Regions from separate parts of the Homo sapiens genome. Here region 2 is linked to region 1. Evidence: read pairs that join two places in POLR2A ChIA-PET (ENCODE). Cell type or tissue: Panc1. All regions are shown on one strand. Links, peaks and the distances in the headings refer to the core of each region. The heading gives the core; the rest is flanking DNA.

Region 1 (5,357 bases), core at 143-5,142:
GATACTTTGTGGGGTGGGAATTCATGAGACATTTTACAGCAAAGGATTTCTGGAAATAGTGGAATAAAACCAGGTAGAATGAACACTGTTATATGGAGAAAGGGTTTTAATCAATTACATCATTTGGCTGCTAATAATATGTTAAATGAGGAAAAAAACATAAAATGGAGCAATGCAAATACATCAATGAACTGCATAAAACTCAATAGGGTGAGATGTCACAGAAACCTCTTTTCCCTCATTCCCCACTTTCTATCAGTTACCAAGTTAATCAATTAGAAATTGCCAATTGTCATGTCCCACTGACATGGCCTGGTTCAAGCATTCATTATCTCCATGCTAGATTGTTATCCATTTCATCTGTATTTCATCTCCTCCAAGGTGTGAGGTATTTTAATTATGACAAAATCTTTCTACTGAAATGAAATCTAGTTGCTCATATATACCTTCTATTCATGGGTCTTAATGCTACATTTTGCAATGCCATCCACCAATTACTCTTGACAAATATTTAAATCTTGCTGTCATGTTCTTGCCTAAATATCGGGATCTTCTACCATGCTGATCATTCCCTCTCAATATGCTCCCCTTTTAAAGTCAGCACTCAGAATGAGAGGCAGCTTTACCAATACTGAGCAGGAAAAGCCTAGTATTTCCTTTATTCTGGACACAGGTACAAATGCGACCTAGATTTTCATTAACCTTTTGACATTGTTATCACATGCTCAATTCACACGGAGCTTCGTTAACCAAATACCCAGCCATTTCATGTGATCCATCATTACTCTCTGCTCTTAGGCTATTTACTTAAACAGCTGATATTTATGAATTAGGGGCAGGAATTTACTTTAATTCATATTGATTTTTGTCTCCTCTAGAGATTGATTTTCATCCATTATTCCACAGTTTTAAGAATAACTGCCCAGATAAGCATGCTGTCACCAGGCACACATTTCTTCATTTTGTATTTAAATACATTTTTTCCCCACACATCTTGCTAAAATCAAAACACCAAAAATGTCTGTGGCCCTCTCCTATTCTGTCAATCTAACAACCTCCATTGAAAAAAAAGTAATGTATTCAGTTTGGGATGACTTATTTTATTGAACTCATCATGTTGGCTCCTAATGACCTTTTTTCTAATATTCACAAACCATCTGCTTAAACATCTCATTCTGGAATATGGAGATTAGTGCTTCAGCTCCAGTGTCTCCATTTATGGGAATTTAGCCTATGCCCAACTTCTACCCTAACTTCACCCCTTTTTGAGAACTGTCACATTTGCCCCACTAGATTCTGGCAGCTGTCCCAGTCCCTGTATCACCTTGAGATGACCGGCTGCACTTCCCAAAGCAAATCTACAAGCTCTTTTAATACCCTGGTTAACTCATTTGGAACAATTATACTCCTTTCTAAAATATTCTTGGGCAGCATGAGCTTCTGTAGACTTCACCAGACCTTTAACCATTATCAATCTAAAGTTCACTTTCACTAACAGAAAAGACAAAAGTAATATAGAAGCTAGTAAGCTGTTTTCTCATTCATCTCATACAGTTAAACTGACTTCCTTAAACTGTGGGCTGACCACTGCTTCTTCATCATCTCACATAACTCAAAAATCAATCAATCTCTCTGATCATGCTAAGCATTTTTTCACAAGCCTTGACTCACTTACTCAGGACTTTCATTTTACACTCACATTTTTAGGCTAAGAATGGAAAAAATAAGATTAGAGTGTTCAAGAGGACTATTAGTACAGAATGATCATTTGTTAGCCTTCTGAGTTAAATTGGCTTTAGCAGGTCTTGTCTGGCTGGGCCCAGCAACTTAATCACCATTTATGACTGTTTCTCTGGGAAAATAACATTCTGTATTCCAAAAAATTTCTAAATGACATCTTCACATGTTAAACTGCTGCACTTTTGCTCATACTCCCCAATCCTAACAAATCCATAAATTTAGCTTTTGACTCAGCCACATACAGCAAATAAATATTCCTCCATATTCAGACAAAAATGCACATTCCATCACCTTCGGTTCTTGAATGCACAAAAAGCTTTCAGCCTTGAGATGCCATGTGAATTCCTACCACAGCAAATGGGCCAATTTAGCAATTCTTACTAGCCAGTTTCTCTCTGATCTCATTTCCCCCTTTTCAGAGTCCTTTTGCCAAATTAATGTTCCTTTGTTTGGTTTTCTTTTTTGGTTGAGTTTCTTTTTTAGTTTGGCAAGCTTAAGGCCAAAGACACAAGGCAAAGTCATCATATTTCTTTGTAAGTCCAAGTGAAAAAATGCTTAACCAAGAGGGTACTGCCTTATTCTCAGACTTTCTGATCCTGAAGATCTGGAAGTCTGTGGGCAGACCTTGAGAGTTTAGTTGGGTTTCTGGGATTAGCCAAGAAAGGTCTTGGATTGACCATAAAATAGACCAAAATATTTTTCAATAGCCCTAACACCAATTCAGTTGCTTCAGAAATAACCAAAACAAAGTCTGGACTACTCAGGGAAAAAAAAAAAAGGTGAAAATAGATCCTTGAACCCACTTTGAGACAAAACCTGCAAGTAAAAATTTGTAGACCTGTGGGTAGCTGGCTCTGATTCTCTCATACCTTTCACACCTCAGGGCAAGGAAGTAAGATTAATGTTCTTTTCCCAAGTGCCACTTCCAGACCATTACTCCTCAATGTTCTTGGAAGAAAATTCATTTCAGGTCCATGTGAATAGAATACAACCCCAAAGCTTCCTAAAGTCTATAATTTCCAAATTCCCAGCTGCTGCTCCTGGTTCACTGAAATTCTGATTCTGGGCTCACATGTTCCTCTCCAATGTGTGTCCTTCATCAGACCAGGACCTATGCATCCAGAGACATGACATGACCAATGCATTCTGGCCTCTCAGTAGCCTCACTTCTTACTGCCAATCACCTTCTCCCTTTCATGCACTAATGCCATAGTCCCACCCCAGCCCTTGCCATCCTGAAAAATTCAAGAAGCATTTATTTAAGAAATATTCAAAAAGAACTTATTTAAGAATCCCTCTTTCTGACCACAACTACATTACCTACTCATTTCACAAGACCCCAGGGGCCCCTCGACTTTTTCTAATCAATCTGCCAACCCTCTTCTTTCTTCCCTTCCTTCCATCTTTAGGGCCACATTCCAGAGCACACTGTTTCAGTGACATCTTGCCAATATTGTACTCTCCATAATGTCCATCTACAAAGCCCCAACTCTGGCTGAGGGCTGCTATCTGCTTTCTTGCTGTCTGAATGATGCTGGAGAAAGCCACACAGCAGGGCAGTGTGGTAGGACTATAAATTCAGGATCATCAGCCCCACACAGGCCCTGGCCACAGCCCAGAAATCCTAAAACTTTTTCCAGGTTGCTCTAGTTAGCCTACTCTCTCACTCTCCAAATTGGTTAAATCAAACTCTGCCTATTCTACACTTGCTCCCCTCAAGCTGGATTTGAATGGGAAAAACACACAACCACCCAACCCTGACCATGACCACTACCATTGAGTAGGCTCTCATTGCTGCCAGCAATGACATTCCATTTCCCCTGTGCATTCACTTTCCCACTCTTCCAGATGAGTGTCTCACCCCTTTCTCCTCACTTCGGATCCCATTTCCCTCTTCAATCTTAGCTAATGCCTTGCTTTCCATTTCACTGGTGAATGAAAACCAATCAAGAAAAAGCTTCCGCAATCTCCTATCAAATCTACTGAACTAATTTCATCTGTGTCCCAATATGCTGGCTTCCCTCTTACTTCTAAGAAGGAACAGTCCCTACAGCTATGGCCAATCCCTCCACTTATAGACGGGATTCCCTTCTTGCCCTCTCAGGGACATTATTCCAGTAATCCTTCCCTCTCACTCTTGCATCATCAGATTTTCTCTCCCTACTGAACTGCTCCCACTACCTGACAAACAGTAATTCCTGCCATCTTAAAACTCTCTTCACGGTAATCACCCTTCCGGGTACTACCCCTTTTCTCTGTGTTCTTGCTTGGCAAAAAAAAAAAAAAAAAAAAAAAATTACACACACACACACAGACACACACACGGAAGTGTTACCTAAATTCTCTGTATCCAGTTCCTCTTCTTCCATTCTGTTTTGAATCCTTTCTAATAAGGTTTGGATTCTACCACTCAACCCAAACCCCTCCTGTCATGGTCTTTTCCCTATTGTTAAATACAATGGTCAATTCTCCATCATCAGAATGTGGTCATTCCTTCCTACTTTATACTTTCTTCACTTGGCTTCCAAGACTCTTCACTTTCCTCCCACCTCACTGGCTCCTCCTGGCTCAGCTTGTCCTGCTGATTTTTCCTCATCTCCGTGACCTGTAAACACTGGTGCCCCCGGGCTCAGTCCAGCATCTCCTCTCTATTCTATCTCACTCCTTTCCTTGCTGCTCTCATTTCGTCCCATGGCTTTAAACATCACCTGTGTGCTGACAACTCTCACATCGGGGGTTGGGCCCCCCTCTTTAACTCTTACTCCAGGTTCACATATCCCACTGCATACTGACTTCTCCACCTGAATGTCTCAAACTTTACATATCCAAAACAGAATTTTGATTTTTCTCCTGCATATCCTCTCCCCAAACTGCTCCTTCCACAGACTTCTGGGTCAAAAACTTAGAGTCATTCCTTGACTGCTCTTTCTCGCACAGCTCACATTTGATCTGTCAACAAATTCTATTGCTTCTACCCTCAGAATGTATTCAGAATTTGAGTATGTCTCTCTATCACCATAACTAACACTCAGGACCAACCCACCACCATCTCTCATTTGGATTCCTGAGAAAGTCTAATAGGTCTCTCTGCCCCTGCTCTGCTCCTCCATAATCTATTCTCAGGACAGCCCAAGGGATCCTATGAAAACAGGGCAGTTCAGGTTGCTCCTCTGCTCAAAATCTGCCAGTTTACCCTCCAAAGGCTCACCCTCAAATGACTTCCCAACTCAGAGTAAAACCAAAGTCTTTACAATGGCCTATGAAGTCCTCATATCTATTATTCTCTCGATCTTTCATTCTACTCCAGCCACAGTGGTCTTCCATTTCCTTAAATGTATCTAACAAACTCACCTACCTCGAAACCTGTTTATGCTACTCCTTCTGCTGGGAATGCTCTTCCTCCAGATTTCCAAAGAACTTGCTCCAGCAGCACCTTGAGGTTTTTTCACTTGGAACTTCTCAGTGAGATATTCCCTAAACACCCTATTTAAAACTGTCACCACCCCCCCAACACATACACACAAATAATCCCTACTTTTTCTCTACAGGATTATCTGACGTTTGTGTTTTATGTCTCCCCCATCAAAATGTTAGCTTCACAAGTGCAGGGATTTTTT
Region 2 (5,357 bases), core at 123-5,122, 100 kb after region 1:
GTCTTTGCTGTTGTGAATAGTGCTGCAGTGAACATACCAGTGCATGTTCATCTTTTTAGTAGGACGATTTATTTTTCTTTGGGTGTTTAACCAGTAGTGGGATTGCTGGGTTGAATGGTAGTTTTGAGTTCTTTGAAAAATCTCCAAACTGCTTTCCATAGTGGCTGAACTAATTTACATTCCCACCAGCGGTGTATAAGCATTACCTTTTCTCTACAACCTCAACAGCATCTGTTGTTTTTGACTTTTCAGTAATGTCCATTCTGACTGGTGTGAGATGGTATCTCATTGCAGTTTTGATTTGCATTTCTCTAATGATTAGTGATGATAAGCATTTTTTTCATATATTTGTTGGCCACGTGTATATCTTCTTTTGAGAAGTGTCCGTTGATTTCCTTTTGCATGTTTTAATGGGATTGTTTCTTTTTTGTCTGTTGAATTAAGTTCCTTACAGATTCTAGATATTAGACCTTTGTCTGATGCATAGTTTGTAAATAATTTCTCCCATTCTGTAAATTGTCTATATACTCTGTCGATAGTTTCTTTTGCCATGCCAAAGCTCTTTAGTAGGTCCCACTTGTCAATTTTTGTTTTTGTTGCCATTGTTTTCTGGGACTTAGTCATAAATACTTTGTCAAGACCAATGTCCAGTATGGTACTTTCTAGGTTTTCTTCCAGGGTTTTTATTGTTCTAGGTCTTACATTTAAGTCTTGAATCTGTCTTGAGTTAACTTTTTTATGTGGCGAAAAGAAATGGTCCAGTTTCAACTTTCCGCATATGACTAGCCAGTTATCCCAGCACCATTTATTGAATAGGGAGTCCTTTCCTCATTGTTTGTTATTATTGACTTTTTAAAGATCAGGTGATTGTAGATATGTGGCTTCATTTTGGGGTTCTGTATCCTATTCCATTGGTCTATATGTCTGTTTTTGTACACATCATGCTCTTTTGGTTACTATAGCCTTTGGTTTGAAGTCAGGCACTGTGATGTTATTTGTTCTTTGTTCTAGCTTTGTTATTTTATTTATTTTATTTTATTTTAGTTATTTTATTTTATGTTATTTTATTTTATTTTATTTATCTGAGACGGAGTCTCGCTCTGTTGCCCAGGCTGGAATGCAGTGGCCTGATCTCGGCTCACTGCAACCTCCACCTCCTGGGTTCAAGCCATTCTCCTGCCTCAGCCTTCCAAGTAGCTGGGACTACAGGTGCACACCACAACACCCAGCTAATTTTTATATTTTTAGTAGAGATAGTATTTCACCATGTTGGCCAGTCTGGTCTCGAACTCCTGGCCTCAAGTGATCCACCTGCCTCAGCCTCCCAAAGTACTGGGATTACAGGTGTGAGCCACCACACCCAGCCCAGCTTTGTTATTTTTGCTTCGGATTGCTTTGGTGATTTGGGCTCTTTTTGGTTTCATATGAATTTTAGAATACTTTTTTCTAATTCTGTGAAAAATAGCTGATAGATTGACAGGAATAGGATTTAGTCTATAAATTGCTTTGGGCAGTATGGCCATTTTAACAATATTGATTATTTCTATCCATTAGCATGGAATGCTTTTCCCTTAGTTTGTGTCATCTCTGATTTCTTGCTGCAGTGTTTTGTAATTCTCATTGCAGAGATCTTTCACCTCCTTGGTAAGCTCTGTTCTTTGGTATTGTATCCTTTTCTTTTAGTAGTTACTGTAAACGGGATTCCTTTCTCTCTTTTTTGTTCTTTTTCTTTTTTCTTTCTTTTCTTTTTTTTTTTTTTTTTTTTGAGATGGGGTCTCACTCTGTCACCTAGGCTGGAGTGCAGTGGCAAAATCACAGCTCACTGTAGCCTTGACCTCCCAGGCTCAAGCTTTCCTCCTGTCTCAGCCTCCTGAGTAGCTGGGACTACAGCCACATGTCACCATGCTTTGGTAATATTTGTTTTAATTTTTATAAAGAGGGTCTGCCTGTGTTGCCCAGGCTGGTCTTGAACTCCAGGGCTCAAGAGATCCTCCTGCCTCAGCCTCCCAAAGTGCTGGGATTACAGGCTTGAGTCATGTGCCCAGCCAGGATTGTGTTCTTGATTCGGCTCTCAGGTTGGCTGTTATTAGTGTATAGAAATGCTGCTGATTTTTGTACATTGATTTTATATCCTCAAACTTTTCTAAAGTTATGTATCATCAGTTCTAGGATCCTTCTGGCAGAGTCTATGGGGTTTCCTAGGTATAGAATCAATCATCTGCAAAGAGAAATAGTTTCATTCTCTCTCTTCCTCTTTAGATGCCTTTTATTTCTTTCTCTTGCCTGATTGCTCTAGCTAGGACTTTCAGTACTATGTTGAATAGAAGCAGTAAGAGTGGGCATCTTTGTCTTGTTCCAATTCTCAACAGAATGCATCCAGCTTTTTGCCTGTTCGGTATGATGTTGGCTGTGAGTTTGTCATATATAGCTCTTATTATTTTGAGATATGTTCTTTTGATATGTAATTTGTTGAGGGTTTTTAATATGAAGCGATACTGAATTTTATTGAAAGCCTTTTCTGCATGTATTGAGATGATCATGTGGTTTTTGTTTTTAATTCTGTTTGTGTGGTGAATCGCATTTATTGATTTGTGTTTGTTGAATCAACCTTGCATCCCAGGAGTAAAGCCAACTTGATGATGGTAAATTAACTTTAATGTGCTACTGGATTCAGGGATGACTGGTTTTTAAGACTTGCTTGTCAGAGAGTTCACTCTCATGGTGCTTCTTAGCAGGCGCCTCTGTTTCTTCCTGCGAAGGCCTCTCCACAGGCTGCTTAAGTGTCCTCATGGCATGGTGCAATGCAGCGGAGTAGATGAGATGGAAGCCAGAATGTCCTTTATGACCTTGCCTTGTAAGTCACAAATTGTCTTTTCTGCTATTGGTTACATGTGTCAGTCTGCTGTATAAACTGTAGGAGGGGCTGATGCAAGAGCATGAATACTAGAGGCGGGGACCACTGGGAGCATCTCGGAGGCTGGCTGCCACACATTTCCACTATCTGTGTTCTGACTCATACTGCCATCATTCTTCATTCAATTGTTTATTCATTCAACAAATATTGGCCAGGCAATAATCCCAGCACTTTGGGAGGCCGAGGTGGGTGGCTTGCCTGAGCTTAGGAGTTCAAGACCAGCCTGGACAACATGGTGGAACCTATCTCTTCTAAAAATACAAAAATTAGCTGGGTGTGGTAGCGTGCGCCTGTAATCCCAGCTACTCAGGAGGCTGAGGCAGGAGAATCACTTAAACCAGGGAGGTGGAGGTTGCAGTGAGCCAGGATCACGCCACTGGACTCCAGCCTGGGTGACAGAGTGAGACTCTGCCTCCAAAAAACAAACAACAAAAAACCCTCAAATATTTACTGAGAACTATATGCTGGCCACTTTCATGGATGTTGGGGATTCAGTAGTTAAAATGAAAACAGACCACTTTGCTGCCCTCATGACCTTCCATTCTAGTGAATAGAGACAAGTAAATAAGTATATGTCAGGAGATGACAGGTACTAGTGAGAAAAATGAAGCAGGGCCAGAATGATAGAGAATGATGACTGAGGAAGGACCTTGTGTGGGGTGGTCAGGGAAAGCCTCTGATAAGCTGACATTTTAGCAGAGATCTGAAAGAAGTAACAGAACAAGACATGTAAGTACCCGCGGGAATAGGGTTTTAAGAAGAGAGAAATACAAAGGCCAGAGCCTTGAGGACACTCATGCTTAGTGTCTTCAAGAAGAGCAGAAAGGCCATGGTGACTGTGGTATAATGTCTTAGTTCACTTTGTGCTGCTATAACAGAATACCACAGACTGGATAATTTATGGTAAAAAAATGTATTAACTAATATTTCTGGAGGTTGCAAAGTCCAAGATCAAGGGACTCACATCTGGAGAGGGCTTTCTTGCTGCCATCCCATGGTGGAAGGTGAAGGTCAAAATAAGGTAAAGCATGAGACGGTATTGAACTCATCCTTTTAAAATAAACTCACTCTCGGCCAGGCGCGCTGGCTCATGCCGCCTGGGAGGCTCAGTTGGGTGGATCACAAGGTCAGGAGTTCAAGAACAGCCTAGCCAAGATAATGAAACCCCATCTCTACTAAAAATACAAAAGATTAGCTGGGCGAGGTGGCAGGCGCCTGTAATCCCAGCTACTTGCGAGGCTGAGGCAGGAGAATCGCTTGAACTTGGAGGGCGGAGGTCGCAGTGAGCTGAGATCGCGCCACTGCACTCCAGCCTGGGTGACAGAGTGAGACTCCATCTGAAAAATAAAATAATAACAATAATAATAAACTCATCCTCAAGATAATGGCGTTAATCCATTAATGAGGGTGGTGCCCATGACTCAGACACCTCTCATTAAGGTCCTGACACTACTGCACTGTGGACCAAGATTTCAACATATGACTTTGGAGGACACATTCAAACCATAGTGCCTACTGGTGGAGGAGGAGAGTGGTAGGAGATGGGGTCAAGGTTGGTGAGAAAGAGGGAGTGCTACTAATCACTTTGGGCCATGTGGGGCAACAGAAGGACTGGTGATTTTACTCTAAATCACATGGAAATCATATTTGAAATAGATGGGTGGCATTATTTAACATATTTTAAAAGGATCTTTCTGACTGCTTTATGAAAAATGGACTGTAGAATAGCAAATGTAGTCACAGAGAGACCAGTTGGGAAACTAGTTGTATAATATAGTGAAGCGATTGGCTGGGCGCAGTGGCTCACGCCTGTAATCCCAACACTTTGGGAGGCCAAGGTGGGCAGATCACCTGAGGTCAGGAGTTCGAGACCAGCCTGGCCAACCTGGCGAAACCCCATCTCTGCTAAAAATACAAAAATTAGCCGGGTGTGATGGTGCATGCCTGTAATCCCAGCTACTCGGGAGGCTGAGACGGGAGAATGGCTTGAACCTGGGAGGCAGAGATTGCAGTGAGCTGAGATCGTGCTGTTGTACTCCAGCCTGAGCAACACAGCAAGACTCTGTCTCAAAAAAAAAAAAAGACATATATATATAGTTTATTCAGAAATATATCCAGAATATGTATAGTCTATTCAGAAATATATCCAGAATATATATATGTATATATATGTATAGTGAATACATTTATGGTCTTTTCAGAACATATATATATATATGGAGTCTATTCAGAAATATATCCAGAATATATATATGTGTGTGTGTGTGTGTGTGTGTGTGTGTGTGTATATATATATGTGTGTATATATATAGTACACATATATAGTGTATATGTACTATATATACTATATATACACTATATATACACTATATATAATATATATAGTATACATAGTATATATAGTGTATATATAGTATATAGAGTATAGAGTATATATATACTA

The links. ChIA-PET counts read pairs that join two places held together with the same protein. Peaks named below come from ENCODE experiments on the same cell type or tissue, not always from the same donor. Only the 100,000 strongest peaks of a DNase experiment are listed, where the experiment ranks them.
Region 2: POLR2A ChIA-PET joins it to region 1 with 8 read pairs; 4 of 35 experiments call an interaction of 5 or more read pairs at or near these places.

The regions. Positions count from the first base shown.
Region 1 is chr12:45,306,728-45,312,084 of GRCh38, reverse strand. All of the region lies in intron 2 of ANO6 (anoctamin 6), which reads right to left. Among named protein-coding and RNA genes, the nearest start is that of ANO6, 93 kb to the right of the region's middle. In Panc1, for the core only: no CTCF peak of the experiment used is centred there; no DNase peak of the experiment used is centred there.
Region 2 is chr12:45,206,848-45,212,204 of GRCh38, reverse strand. It overlaps the pseudogene PLEKHA8P1. Among named protein-coding and RNA genes, the nearest start is that of ANO6, 6.6 kb to the left of the region's middle. In Panc1, for the core only: no CTCF peak of the experiment used is centred there; no DNase peak of the experiment used is centred there; H3K27ac peaks cover 386 bases.